Regions from separate parts of the Homo sapiens genome. Here region 1 is linked to region 2. The links are chromatin loops, found by intact Hi-C in ENCODE. Cell type or tissue: B cell. All regions are shown on one strand. Each heading gives the region's core, and the rest is flanking DNA. Links, peaks and the distances in the headings are about the cores only.

The links. Hi-C counts contacts between places; a loop is a spot of excess contacts. Peaks named below come from ENCODE experiments on the same cell type or tissue, not always from the same donor. Only the 100,000 strongest peaks of a DNase experiment are listed, where the experiment ranks them.
Region 1: a loop joins it to region 2, with 11 times the contacts of the local background. A loop is called at or near these places in 1 of 110 quality-filtered maps.

The regions. Positions count from the first base shown.
Region 1 is chr9:21,365,350-21,369,757 of GRCh38, reverse strand. IFNA13 (interferon alpha 13) reads left to right here and starts at 1,701. Exons shown (of 1, transcript NM_006900.4): 1 at 1,701-2,386. The coding sequence starts at 1,748. The coding sequence ends at 2,320. In B cell, for the core only: no CTCF peak of the experiment used is centred there; a DNase peak (open chromatin) is centred at 2,372; H3K27me3 peaks cover 119 bases.
Region 2 is chr9:21,439,163-21,443,570 of GRCh38, reverse strand. It overlaps IFNA1 (interferon alpha 1), which reads right to left and starts at 3,132. Exons shown (of 1, transcript NM_024013.3): 1 at 2,255-3,132. The coding sequence starts at 3,063. The coding sequence ends at 2,494. In B cell, for the core only: no CTCF peak of the experiment used is centred there; no DNase peak of the experiment used is centred there; H3K27me3 peaks cover 339 bases.

The sequences.
Region 1 (4,408 bases), core at 201-4,200, 74 kb after region 2:
TCTGAAAACACACTGTGGACCAGGAGTAATTACTTTTCTTCCAGCCCATACTTACGTGTTACCTTGACCTACATCCCTTCTACTATTTTGCTTCTGTTCTTTCCCACCCCTTAACCTCCACTATGTTGGTCAGGCTGGTCTCAAACTCCCAACCTCAGATGATCCGTCTGCCTCGGCCTCTCAAAGTGCTGGCATTACACATGTGAGCCACGACGCCCGGCCACTTGTGTTATCTTTTTGTTCCCATTAGTTAGGATGCAAAAAGTGACAACTTTTGCTTTCTATGAAAATGAAATGAGAAAGAAAGATATCTGGTGTCTGGCATGCTATGTAAAACAATTGTCTACTTATTTATGTTATTATATTTACATCCTATTATGCGCATCTAGGACAAAGATAGTTTCCTTTAGTTTGCTAGGAATCAGCAAAGAACCTCTGAAGGCACCTTGGAAATTTGAACTTTCATGCAAAAAATTTTTAATCAAATCGAGGATGTTTTTTCAATTGTGTATTCTCATTGCATATGATACTACTCCCAAGGATGTAGAAGTTAGTTCTTGGGAGTGGGAACAAATCTTACATATTTAAATGGTTTGTGGCCCTTCAAAGCTCAACCTATTTAACAAAATCTTATTCCTTAGTTTTTTTTTTTTTCTCTCCATTGGGTTTTCTTGTGTATCACATGAGAAGCACTGACATTGAGTTCATGGAAGATACACAAAAGGTATAAAAGTTCAGCATTACAAACCTATGGCAAATGGGTAGCTGTGATTGGAGTACTTTCCAAGATGTATTAGATCTCAAAGTCATATCATGAGAGGTGTCCTCTGCATACATATGGTTTGTCACTGGCCATCTTATAGATATTGCTTATGTTTGATCCTTAGCATTTCTGTCTGTGTTGTGGGCTTTGAAATGAAATATAAATAATTTATATTTTAACAATTCTACTGAAGTTGTTCAACACATCTATATTTAGGTCAAGAATTGAAGAAAAAATTCTTCACACTCTCTAGGTGAGTATCTAGCAGCTAGTGAAGTTAAAAATTTTCTCACATGCAACAAAATTAAAAGTTAAGTATAATAAAAATAAATGATAAAAATATTTTAAATTATTAAGTCTTTATCAGTTTCAAATAATTCATAAACATTCATTACTTAGCTGTATAATGTTTATCTAGAAACATTAGATAATGTTTATAATTTGTTAAATTTCTTATGTAATTTAATACATTACAATTTATATCAGTAAATAAACTATATTGAAGCCCACAAGCAAATTTAGTTATAAAGTTAAGTTAAATTTGAATAGCGTTTAAATTTAACTTTTATCTTAAAATTTTCATTTGGTTATTTTTAAACTTGCATTGAATAAAATGATTAAACTTTGTACTTTTTGAGTATAGAGATATACATATAGTACACAAATAGATAGATATTATATCTGTGTTATTAAATTTTCACGGTGGGTTCAATTAGGAAAAAAAATCTAAAAAGTCTCTGGGAACAAGATGGGGGAGACAATAATGAAAAACAAAATGGTTGAGAAACACGGCTCTAAACTCATGTAAAGAGTTCAAGAAGGAAAGCAAAAACAGAAATGGAAAGTGGTCCAGAAGCATTAAGAAAGTGGAAATCAGTATGTTCCCTATTTAAGGCATCTGCAGGAAGCAAAGCCTTCAGAGAACCTAGAGCCCAAGGTTCAGAGTCACCCATCTCAGCAAGCCCAGAAGCATCTGCAATATCTATGATGGCCTCGCCCTTTGCTTTACTGATGGCCCTGGTGGTGCTCAGCTGCAAGTCAAGCTGCTCTCTGGGCTGTGATCTCCCTGAGACCCACAGCCTGGATAACAGGAGGACCTTGATGCTCCTGGCACAAATGAGCAGAATCTCTCCTTCCTCCTGTCTGATGGACAGACATGACTTTGGATTTCCCCAGGAGGAGTTTGATGGCAACCAGTTCCAGAAGGCTCCAGCCATCTCTGTCCTCCATGAGCTGATCCAGCAGATCTTCAACCTCTTTACCACAAAAGATTCATCTGCTGCTTGGGATGAGGACCTCCTAGACAAATTCTGCACCGAACTCTACCAGCAGCTGAATGACTTGGAAGCCTGTGTGATGCAGGAGGAGAGGGTGGGAGAAACTCCCCTGATGAATGCGGACTCCATCTTGGCTGTGAAGAAATACTTCCGAAGAATCACTCTCTATCTGACAGAGAAGAAATACAGCCCTTGTGCCTGGGAGGTTGTCAGAGCAGAAATCATGAGATCCCTCTCTTTATCAACAAACTTGCAAGAAAGATTAAGGAGGAAGGAATAACACCTGGTCCAACATGAAACAATTCTTATTGACTCATATACCAGGTCACGCTTTCATGAATTCTGCCATTTCAAAGACTCTCACTTCTGCTATAACTATGACCATGCTGATAAACTGATTTATCTATTTAAATATTTATTTAGCTATTCATAAGATTTAAATTATTTTTGTTCATATAACATCATGTGCATCTTTACACTGTGGTTAGTGTAATAAAACATGTTCCTTATATCTACTCAATTCATTATTTTATGTTGTTCATTAAACTTTTACTATAGGAACTTCCTGTATGTGTTCATTCTTTAATACAAAATTCCTAGCCTGACTGTGCAACCTGATGAGAGAATAAAGGGTATAATTTATTTACTCATCATTATTATATGAGAGATGTAAGTAAAAATGACCTTTCTCTAAACCAGGTTGTATGTTGTACTCAAGTTATAAAGGTGAATACAATAAATCTACTTCCTACTCTCTTGCATGTTTGATTTTTGTATGGAATAAAACTAAAAATAGTAATCATACTTAGTATCAGTTATCCTGAATACTATAAGGAGAAAAAGGAATGAACAATGATTTCTTTCGGCAGGAGGTAAACTGAAACATGTGAGGAAATAAAAATAAACAGATATCCTCTATAAGTTGACTGATACAACATGTGGTAGAAACTGTCTATTGCCAGTTGGATATGTGAGTTTGCAAATTATAAGGAATGCAATTGCTGGGAGTTCATATGTGGCAAGCAAAATCCCAGAAATGAAAGTGCTCATGTGTGGAGAGAGTGTAGACAGAGAAAAGGACTTAAACGTGATTCTAAGGACCTTCCACCTTTAAAGGGAAGGAAGAGAAGAGCCACAAAGGAAACAGAGGGATGGACAAATAGAGACAATGGTGATTAATATGGTCTGGAACTGTGTCTCTGCCTAAATCTCAGGCAGACCAGCCTCTAGAATGTATGTGTGTGTGTGTGTGTGTGTGTATGTGTGTGTGTGTGTATATATATACGTACATATATATATATACGTATATATATGTATATATATACACACACACACACATACACACACACACTATATATATATTTTATATATAGTGTATATATATAAAACATATGTATATATGCTTATTTTCTTATTTTATAAATATATGGTTATTATTTTCTTAATTAGTGCATATATATCAGAAAAGGGACTGGGTGCAGTGGCTCATGTTTGTAATCTCAGCACTTTGGAAGCCAAGGTGGGTGGATCACTTGAGTTCAGGGGTTCAAGACCAGCCTGGACAATATGGTGAAACCCTGTCTCTACTAAAAACCAAAAATTTGGCCAGGCATGGTGTTGGGTAGCTGTGATCCCATCTATTCGGGAGGCTGAGGCAGGAGAATCACTTGAACCCCGGAGGCAGAGATGGCGCCTCTGCACTACAGCCCCTGGGCAATAGAACAATACTCCGTCCCCAAAAAAAAAAAAAAAAAAAAAGAAAAGAAAAGAAAAAAAAGAAAATGAGAAAACAGAAAAGGGAATGTTCTCTTCTCTCCTCAATCTCCATAACACATAAGAATCTAAAACGCAGAATTCTTGGAGTATTCTGGAGAAAACTGAAAAATAGTCACCCTTCGTACTGAAGATAAGTCTGATGTGTATATTCAGTCAGGATACGGTATCTTACAGGAAAATCTGGAAGAGTTTATTTTCTTAAACCTAAGTGAAATATACATACCATTCATTTGCTGATTCCGATACCCAGCACAGTTCTTTCCTTCTTCCCCAGCTTTTCTGGATCTCATTTTCACTCCTATTGAGGCTCAAAAATAATACCCCAAAGTGAAGTTCTCAGAAGCAGCTTCAGAAGCAAAGTTTCTCTCTGGCCTTCTCCTGCCCTGCTGTTTGTCACGCCTCATCTCCTGAGGGAGACCCTTTTCCCCAAAGCCAGCCATAAAATCTGAAAATATGACTCTAACTTTCCCTCACCTTTGTGTGTAAGAACTGAACTGGCCATAAAGAAATTCTCTCACCTGCCTTGTTTGATTGTAGATACTAAGACCCCCATTCCAAAAAGAGCTCTGCCACATACCCAAGAGGAAGGAAT
Region 2 (4,408 bases), core at 272-4,271:
TTTTTGTTTTTTTTTTTTTTTTTTTTTTTTTTTTTTTTTTTTTTTTGAGACGGCTTGCTTGCTCTGTCGCCCAGGCTGGAGTGCAGTAGCATGATCTTGGCTCACTGCAAGCTCCGCCTCCTGGATTCATGCCATTCTCTTGTCTCAGCCTCCCCAGTAGCTGGGACTACAGGTGCCTGCCACCACGCCTGGCTAATTTTTTGTATTTTTTAGTAGAGACGGGGTTTCACTGTGTTAGCCAGGATGGTCTCGATCTCCTGACCTCGTGATCCTCCTGCCTCGGCCTCCCAAAGTTCTGGGATTACAGGCATGAGCCACTGCACCCGGCCCAGTTATAATTGTTAAATCTTTTTTTTTCCTTGTGAATTCTACACAACTCTTTCTTGCTCTCTGAATTTCCATGGTTCATACTGTATTTTCAGCTGGTTATGACCAACTTTTTCTTTATCTTAAGTATTGAGACAGAGATTCGTTGATTCCCTTTTCATTATTAATTTGTGAAGGAAGTTTTCAGTCTTTATGTTGATGGTAATTTAGTTATTTTTGGATTGGCATAAGATTGTAATATTCATAACATCAGGAAAAATTGCCAAGAAGTAATATATGAGCTCTACCAGAAAATAAAATGTGTTAAAAGCTGAAGTAAAATTATAGTAAACCAGTGTTACAATTACGCAAGTTAAGTAACTTAATTAATAAAGCCAGTAGGTCCAGGAATCATTATATTATCAGTATTAATTAAATATTGTGATGACGGATTGAATTAGTTTTCTATTCCCACCTACAGAATTAAGGCAGCTTACTGATATTCAAAGTAGTATTTATTTAAAAAATGAAAAATTATCATTGTAATTAAATATTTTAATTTAACATAAATATACTAAACATATCAATATGGTTGCCAGTACATCAGTTACATGAAATCTATCCGGAAAAAATATACTGCAAAAAAGAAAAAAAAACTGTGTACAAAAACAATAATCCACATTCTTTTCAAATTCCATTCTATTTCCATCTTCACTTCAGAGTCACTAACTTCTCTTACTTGGATCCTACTGCAGTATGACTTCTACTTATTAATTCCACCAAACCAGCTCTCTCACTAAGATTGCCAAGGCTATCTATTTCCCAATTACTGGGCAGTTTTAATCCGTATCTTGGGAAAATCTACTGATTCATCTTCCCCGCACATTTATCTTCTTAAATACACTTTTATCACAGTATCAGTCCATTGTTGCAGTGCTACAAAGAAATAGCTGAGACTGGGTAAATTATAAGAAAAGAGGTTTAATTGCCTCACAATTCTGCAGGCTATACAGGAAGCATGGCAGCATCTGCTTCTGGGGAGGCTTCAGAGAGGAAGGTAAAGCGAGAGCAAGAGGAAGGGTAGGGGTAGGTGCCACACACTTTTAAACAACTAGATCTCAGGAGGGCTCACTATCACCATGACAGCACCAAAGGGGATGGTGTTAAACCATGAGAAATAGCCATGACCCAGTCACCCCGCACCAGGCCCTACCTCCAACACTGGGGATTGCAATTCCACATGAGATTTGGGCAGGGACACAGATCCAAACCATATTAATCACCAATCTCTCTTGTTGTTAGTCTAATATAAGGGACACCACCTCTGGTTCCTCTGTGTCTCTTCTCTTCCCTCACTTTAAAGGTGGAAGGTCCTCAAAATCCTGCTTAAGTCCTTTTCTCTGTCTACACTCTCTCCACACATGAGCACTTCCATTTCTGGGATTTTGCTTGCCATGTATGAACCCCCAGCAACTGCATTCCTTGTAAGTTGCAAACTCATATATCCAACTGGCAATAGACATTTTCTACTAGATGTTTACCAGTCAACTTTTGAGGATATCTGTTTATTTTTATTTCCTCACCTGTCTCAGTTTACCCGCTGCTGAGAGAAATCATTAGTTGCTCCTTCTTCTCATAGTATTTAGGATAACTGATATTAAGTATGATTACCATCTTTAGTTTTATTCCATACAAAAACCAAATATGCAAGAGAGTAGGAAGTAGATTTATTGTATTCAGCTTTATATCTTGAGTACAACATACAACCTGGTTTAGAGAAAGGTCATTTTTACTTACATCTTACATATAATAATGATAAGCAAATAAAATATACCCTTTATTCTCTAATCAGGTTGCACAGTCAGGCTAGGAATTTCATATTAAAGAATGAACACATACAGGAAGTTCCTATAGTAAAAGTTTAATGAACAACACAAAATAATGGATTGAGTAAATATAAGGAACATGTTTTATTACACTAACCACAGTGTAAAGGTGCACATGACGTTATATGAACAAAAATAATTTAAATCTTATGAATAGTTAAATAAATATTTAAATAGATAAATCAGTTTATCAGCATGGTCATAGTTATAGCAGGGGTGAGAGTCTTTGAAATGACAGAATTCATGAAAGCGTGACCTGGTGTATGAGTCAATAAGAATTGTTTTCATGTTGGACCAGATGTTATTCCTTCCTCCTTAATCTTTCTTGCAAGTTTGTTGATAAAGAGAGGGATCTCATGATTTCTGCTCTGACAACCTCCCAGGCACAAGGGCTGTATTTCTTCTCTGTCAGATAGAGAGTGATTCTTCGGAAGTATTTCTTCACAGCCAAGATGGAGTCCGCATTCATCAGGGGAGTTTCTCCCACCCTCTCCTCCTGCATCACACAGGCTTCCAAGTCATTCAGCTGCTGGTAGAGTTCGGTGCAGAATTTGTCTAGGAGGTCCTCATCCCAAGCAGCAGATGAATCTTTTGTGGTAAAGAGGTTGAAGATCTGCTGGATCAGCTCATGGAGGACAGAGATGGCTGGAGCCTTCTGGAACTGGTTGCCATCAAACTCCTCCTGGGGAAATCCAAAGTCATGTCTGTCCATCAGACAGGAGGAAGGAGAGATTCTGCTCATTTGTGCCAGGAGCATCAAGGTCCTCCTGTTATCCAGGCTGTGGGTCTCAGGGAGATCACAGCCCAGAGAGCAGCTTGACTTGCAGCTGAGCACCACCAGGACCATCAGTAAAGCAAAGGGCGAGGCCATCGTAGATATTGCAGATACTTCTGGGCTTGCTGAGATGGGTGACTCTGAACCTTGGGCTCTAGGTTCTCTGAAGGCCTTGCTTCCTGCAAATGCCTTAAATAGGGAACATACTGATTTCCACTTTCTTAATGCTTCTGGGCCACTTTCCATTTCTGTTTTTGCTTTCCTTCATGCACTCTTTACATGAGTTTAGAGCCGTGTTTCTCAAATGTTTTGTTTTTCATTATTGTCTTCCCCATCTTGTTCCCAGAGACTTTTTAGATATCTTTTTCCTAATTGAACCCACCGTGAAAATTTAATAACACAGATACAATATGTATCTATTTATATACTATATGTATATCTCTATAATCAAAAAGTACAAAGTTTAATCTTTGTATTCAATGCAGGTTTAAAAATAACCAAATGAAAAATTTAAGCTAAAAGTTAAATTTAAAATCTATTCAAATTTTTCTTAACTTTATAACTAAATTTGCTTATGGACTTCAACGTAATTTATTTACTGATATAAATTGTACTGTAGGCCTGGCGAGGTGGCTCACGCCTGTAATCCCAGCACTTTGGGAGTCCGAGGTGGGTGGATCACGAGGTCAGGAGTTCAAGACCAGCCTGGCCAAGACGGTGAAACCCCATCTCAACGAAAAAAACAAAAAAAAAACAAAAAAAAAATTAGCTAGGCATGGTTGTGTGCACCTGTAATCCCAGCTACTCAGGAGGCCGAGGCAGGGAATTCCTTGAACTCATGAGGTGGAGGTTGCAGTGAGCCGAGATTGTGCCACTGCACTCCAGCCTGGGTGTCAGAGTGAGACTCTGTTTCAAAAAACAAACAAACAAATAAATTGTAGTGTATCAAATTACATAAGCAAATTAACAAATTATAAACATTTTCTAATGTTTATAGATAAACATTTTCTAAGTAATGAATACTTAAAAATTATTTGAAAGTGATAAACACTTAAAACTTTAAAATATTTTTATCATTTATTTTTAGTGTTCTTACGTTTTTTTAGATCTGATTACTCCTGAATTTCACCAAACATTTAAACAGAACCAAATCTTTGAAAAAATTAAGGAGGAATACTCCCAAACTCATTTTATGAAGCCAGCATTACCTTGATACCTAAGCCAGAGATGGACATTACAAGAAAAAAAAAAATTACAGCCAATATTCCTGATGAACACAGATGCAAAATCATCCACAAAGTAGTTGCAAATGAAATTCAAAAGCACTATAAAAGGATCATTTATTATGATCAAGCTTGATTTATTCCTGGGATGCAAGAATATTTTAATATGTTGGAATCAATAAATGCCATACTCCTTATTTACACAATAAAAGATTAAA